Regions from separate parts of the Homo sapiens genome. Here region 1 is linked to region 2. A link is a loop called in an ENCODE intact Hi-C map of the cell type or tissue named here. Cell type or tissue: PC-3. All regions are shown on one strand. Links, peaks and the distances in the headings refer to the core of each region. The heading gives the core; the rest is flanking DNA.

Evidence for each region. Hi-C counts contacts between places; a loop is a spot of excess contacts. Peaks named below come from ENCODE experiments on the same cell type or tissue, not always from the same donor. Only the 100,000 strongest peaks of a DNase experiment are listed, where the experiment ranks them.
Region 1: a loop joins it to region 2, with 6 times the contacts of the local background. A loop is called at or near these places in 6 of 110 quality-filtered maps.

What each region holds. Positions count from the first base shown.
Region 1 is chr4:77,576,828-77,579,744 of GRCh38, reverse strand. It overlaps a transcript of CXCL13 not described here. Among named protein-coding and RNA genes, the nearest start is that of CXCL13, 28 kb to the left of the region's middle. In PC-3, for the core only: CTCF peaks have their summits at 1,207 and 1,408; no DNase peak of the experiment used is centred there; H3K4me3 peaks cover 305 bases; H3K27ac peaks cover 780 bases.
Region 2 is chr4:77,524,211-77,527,127 of GRCh38, reverse strand. It overlaps a transcript of CXCL13 not described here. Among named protein-coding and RNA genes, the nearest start is that of CXCL13, 80 kb to the left of the region's middle. In PC-3, for the core only: no CTCF peak of the experiment used is centred there; a DNase peak (open chromatin) is centred at 1,377; H3K27ac peaks cover 1,710 bases.

The DNA.
Region 1 (2,917 bases), core at 224-2,723, 53 kb before region 2:
CATTTTCAGGTAGCTGAGTACATCATTTTTAAAGGGGTAGCAGGTCTAATTTCTAGGGCTTGGCACTCATCAGAATTAAAAAAAATAAAAGGTCCTTAACAGCATGCCAGGGAGACACAACTTTGGAATTTTTAGTAAAACCACAGAGTAGAGGAGTGTCTGTAAAATATGCAGTATGAGTCAGACACATAGCTAATAGGGATTACTAGACTTCTGGGGACTCCAATAGCATAATACATTGAGAAAACCTTAACTTTCTAATTAGAATATAATTCAGTCTGGAGAGGGTCACTTCACAAAGTGTTGAGGCTGTAATTGAATTAAAGGACAACCTTTGGGAGGCAAACGGCCTGCATCCTTAGTGGGGTGAGCAACAGCAGCAACACTTCCTCATCAGGAAAATGGTCCTTATTCAGCTTTCCAAAATTCCACCCAGAGATTGACTCCTTAAGAGCCTCTGGGGGTTGGGGGGAAAGCAAGCATTTTGTTTGTATAAATTGACATTAGTTAGAATTGGATGAGTAGCTGAGGGCCAAAATGTGGGTGCCTTCAGTGAGACAGTGGGGCATTTCCCAACAAATGTCAGTTTGGAGACCATCCACAGCTGATGGCAGCTCTTCTCCACAATCCAGGCACTCAAGGCCCTATGGCCTCACTGCTCTGCCATCCTCAGAGTGTAGCCCTTGCAGTGGCTGGAGTTCCAGCCTCAAGTTCTCATTTGCTGGGGCAGGATCAAAGAAAAGATGATGAAGGAAGTTCAAAATGCACCTTCGGTCTCAGAAACTGCTATGCGACACTTCTGCTTACATCTTACTGGCCAGATGTAGTTATCAAGCCATATTCAGTTGCAGGAGAGGTTGGAAACCATCAGCTTTATTCTACATGATTCTATACCAGGTAAAATTTGGGGGTGTGATTATGCTGCAGAGACCAGAGAATAAGAATGCTGTTGCAGAATTTTTGCTCCTTAGTTCAGCTAAAACTGGGTTCTTGTCACACAACCAGGAAAGATTAGGCACATGGACACATTGAAGGGTGGGTAGGGTTGAACTTATTAGGAGAGAAAAAGAAAAAAGAAAAACTCTCAGTACAGTGAGAGGGTGTCCTGCTAACAGGCCCCCACCTCACAGATTGATTCCAGGCCACCACACATGACCTGAAGAGGTCAGACTCTTTCCCCCTACAGAAGGCATGAAATTCTCGTGGCTCCACCCCATTCTCCCAGTGCACAGGTGGCTCAGAGATTCTCCAGGGACCCTTCCCCTTATCTGCCTCCTGCATCTATCATTCCCTGCCTAAAGAAGTACACTTAACTGCTATTAGAACAAAGATAAGGATAAGAATGAAGGCTGATCTTAACTGCTTCCTGCTGACAGGGGGCGCTGTTTTGGGAAGGCAGAAGTCAGAGCTCCCTCAGAGGGCTATCTAAGGGTCCCTGGCAAACAGGGCCATCATCTGTGGCTCCAGTTGCATGACTGTTTGGAGTTTGATAGTCTAAAGGTGAGAATAGACAAACCAGGTTATTAGGAAACATATATCAAAATAAAACAAGGGGGGTGGATAAAGTCAGCTCAAGAATCCTGAGGCCTTTTACCAGTTTGCACAGGGAGAGGGAGGCCAAAATCCTGACTGGTAAAAAAGGACTTTTACCCTTTTGCCAGGATGTCAGTCTTCTGGGTTCCATTCCCCAGGCCCAATCCTAAGCCAACCAGTTTAAGGTTTGGGAAATTGAGTTTTCCCAGTTTGGAGGATGCATCTGAGGGGAGTGTCGCATAGTATGGAGACATGATTACCTATCAGTGAAGTGAGGACAGAGGAGGAAGAAGGAAAAAAGGAGGTTTTTTCAAAGGAGTCCCAGGGGTTCAGGATGCATCCGAAAGGGGTAAAGTCTGAAGGTGAATAGCTACTCATCTAGAAAGAAGGGAGCAGGTCTCCCTGGTTCCCTTCTCTTCCTAGCAAATACCCGAGGTACATGAGGGAGAGAAAGTGAGATATTCCTCTTTCTTTCTTCTGTTCTTATATCCCTGAGTCCCAGTGACCATTACAGGGTGCTTGCTACTCATGGGCATCAAAGTGGCTTTCACTCATATTAATGGAAAGGCCTAGGTGGTGGGAATATCCACTCTGACCCATGTACGTCCTACCTCCACTGCTGTCAATAGTATTTGCATTTCCTAGACCTCATTTATGCCATGGATACTAGCATGACCTTTATCCATGAAATGGGAAGCTTGGCTTAATTGGCAGGAATTAGTCACACTCACCTGCACTGTGCCTTTTAACTTCCATTATTGTCTGCCTCCGGACCCCTCAGATCTAGTTTTCTTTCTTAGGGCTTCAACTCAAAGCTTAGAATTGAGTTTGGGACCAAAAATGTGTCTTGGTGGGGGTTGGATGAACTCCTTATTATAATCCAAATGCTAAGGTGAAGCTATGGAATTGAGTTCTCCTCCAACAAGGCAGGTTAAAGGACAACCTGTGACACACCCAGATAACTGGTGGCTATGGTTAAGGAGGCTTGCTAAGATTTGGGTGCATGATGCTTGGCTTTGGTTAGCTTCCTTGCTCTTACCTCCCAAAAAGAAAACCTCCAGGTGATGGTCATCCTATTTTTTCCCATCACCTGGCAAGATTTGCAGGATAATTGCTCAGAATTAGAATATTGATCCAGATTTTTACATTACCCATAAAAGCTATCTATGCTTTTGTTCCTTCTGAGCTGCAGTCAGAGGTCACTGGATTGTTCACGGGAATAAGCAGGGTTAGTCTAAGATGTAGGCAAAAACTTTAAAACAACTAATGAGTCTGGAATTTAATGACAAATGTATGATAAGTTTGGAAACATAATTTCTCTCTCTCCAGTCCTCATTTCTGCTAAAAACAAATCATGATAGGACGGAGTTGTTTGCAAAATAGA
Region 2 (2,917 bases), core at 226-2,725:
ATTTGCCATCTGTAGGTCTTCTTCGGTGAAATGTCAGTGATATATTTTGAAATGTTTAATATGAGCATTGTCTATTTTCCCACTCTCTCACCCACACTTGAGGTCTTGTTTACCAAAGTTCTAGTCCCTGATTTTCACAAAGGGAAACCAAATTGCCTACCATGTTCCAGCCCCGCTTGCCTTCTATCAGTGCTTGAGCCTGTCCAACTCTTCTTGTTTAACCAGGAAGAAGAGTGGCCCTGTGACCAATCTGCTTGGCTGTTCAAGTGGCTGGCCCTTCTTGGCTTTGGGTCTCAGCTCAAAGGCCTCTTCTTCACGAAAGGCTCCCTGGCCTCCCTAAGCCAGTCCTGTGTGTTCCTCTTTGATGGCTCTGTTTTCCCTTCCCTCATGTTTAGCCTAGTCTACAATTTTACTTATCTGCTTGCTTGTCACTGTCTTTGCTTACACCATAGTGTGGAAGCTCCATGAGGCCAGGGACCTTGTTTCTTTCCTCACTTGAAGCCCTGGCCCCTGGGCTAAGAGCCAATTATGTAATAAATGCTCAGATTTGGTGAGTTAAGAAGTATATTTCAGGGTTGCTTCATGTAGATTTGAAATTACCATGGACTTTTCCCCCTTTGAGTGTGTTTTCCATCATTTGCCTTTTAATATTATCTAGTATTGTTATTATCACCCTCCCTGGGATTAAACTAAGACATACATCATATTTTACAATGTGAAGCACTCTGTAGTATGAAGGTTTTATTTATATAATGAGTTGGCATTCAACCTTTAAGCATATTAGATGAATGTTTCACATTTAAAATTTTAAATTTAATATATTAATTTATGTTATCTCTTTTATTTTCTGTTACTATAACAGAATACCTGAGACTAGGATATTGTTTATTTAATATTTGCCATGAAACAAACCTCTTGTTTATTTGATTAACCAAAAAATAAAATAAGCTGCCTAGGAACAATTTTATGATCCAAAGATATACCAACTTTGTTTTAAGGCTGTGGTAGTTAATACAACATCTTTCTGCTACCTTCTGCAGTCTTCTCTGTGGACCACAGTGATACCTCTAGAAACCTGTTAGCTAACACAGGAGTTTTTTTAAATGCTTTTTCATTGTTTCTTTAGCTGCTCATTGTTTGTCATGTTGTGGCCTGCAGTAGTAGCATTTAAGATTTAAAAATGAAGGCAAAAATAATAAAAAAAAAACAAACCCACAATTTAAAAAAAGCCTACCTTTGCCTAAAAGTTTAGAGGAAAATTTTCATTTCCCCACCCATCTGCTGAATTGATGGAATTCACACCATCATGGCCATGACCATTTAAAAGAACCCCAGGTGTGCTTGCAGCATAGTTTCTGTGACCATGAGTGTTATTTTGGTAGTGCATAATCCTTATGTCATGTTTGCCTTGGACAAATAAAAATCAAGAGGTTTAACTTAGTCATTCTAACAAAAGGCAACATGTACATGTTAATTCCTTCAATTCTGTGTTCACTTTTCTTAAAAAAAAAAGACTCAACTGTGTCATATGTTCTACAGCTAAACATTCACGCATTTTGCTGACCAGCCATGAGAGCTAATAGACAGTATTAATCAAGATTCATAGAAAAATACTAACAACACTTCCACCCACACAAGTATACCTAACATGCTGTTTAAAAACAAAATCCTTTACCCATCCACTCTCACCTGCATTGATTTTAGGAGAAAAGGAAAAAAGAAAGAAATCTTACCACCCTAAAATCAAGAAAACCCCCCAAATGAGAAAAATCTTCCTTTGAAGAAAGCTAAACAGACTTCTGGAAACATAAAGAATTATTATAGAGCTGGTTATTTGAAGAAAATAAACACTTTGTTACACACATCAACAGTCAGTCGGTGTGCTCTGAGACAGAGAGACTGAGTAATTTTTAATGAACGGAAATTTAGCTCACTGTTCTGGAGGCTGGGAAGTCCAAGAACATGTGGCCAGCATCAGAGAAAAGCCTTTGTGCTGCATCATCCTATAATGGAAGGCAGAAGAGAGCACATGGGGGAGAGAGTGCTGCTCTAGAGATAACTGACCCACTCCTGTGATAACTACACTAATCCATTCACCACTTATTAGGCCTCACCACCCAACACTGTTGCATTGGGGATTAAGCTTCCAACATGTGAATTTTGTCATATACATTCAAACCATAGCATAATCTGATGCATGGTCTAATTTTGTAAAGTAAAAATATTTGTGTATGATTGAGGTATATAAGAATATACACTAAAGTGGTGCTCTGTTCCAAGATGGCTGAATAGGAACAGCTCCAGTCTGCAGCTCCCAGCACTATCAATGCAGAAGACAGGGGACTTCTGCATTTCCAACTGAGGTACCTGGTTCATCTCACTGGGACTGGTTGGACAGTGGATGCAGCCCACAGAGGGTGAGCTGAAGCAGGGTGGGACATAGCCTCACCCGGGAAGTGCAAGGGGACAGGGGATTTCCCTTTCCTAGCCAAGGGAAGCTGCAACAGACTGTACCTGGAATAACAGGACACTCCAGCCCAAATACTGAACTTTTCCCGAGGTCTTAGCCACCGGCAGACAAGAAGATTCTCTCCCATGCCTGGCTTGGCAGGTCCCATGCCCATGGAGAAAGTGCAACAGCCTGAGATCGAACTGTGAGGTGGCAGCCTGGCTGGGAGAGGGGCATCTGCCATTGCTGAGGCTTGAGTAGGTAAACAAAGTGGCTGGGAAGCTCGACCTGGGTGGAGCCCACCACAGCTCAGCAAGGCCTACTGCCTCTATAGACTCCACCTCTGTAGGCAGGGGATAGCTGAACAAAAGGCAGCAGAAACTTCTGCAGACTTAAACATCCTGGTCTGCCTTCTCTGAAGAGAGAAGGGGTTCTCCCAGCATGGCATTTGAGCTCTGAGAATGGACA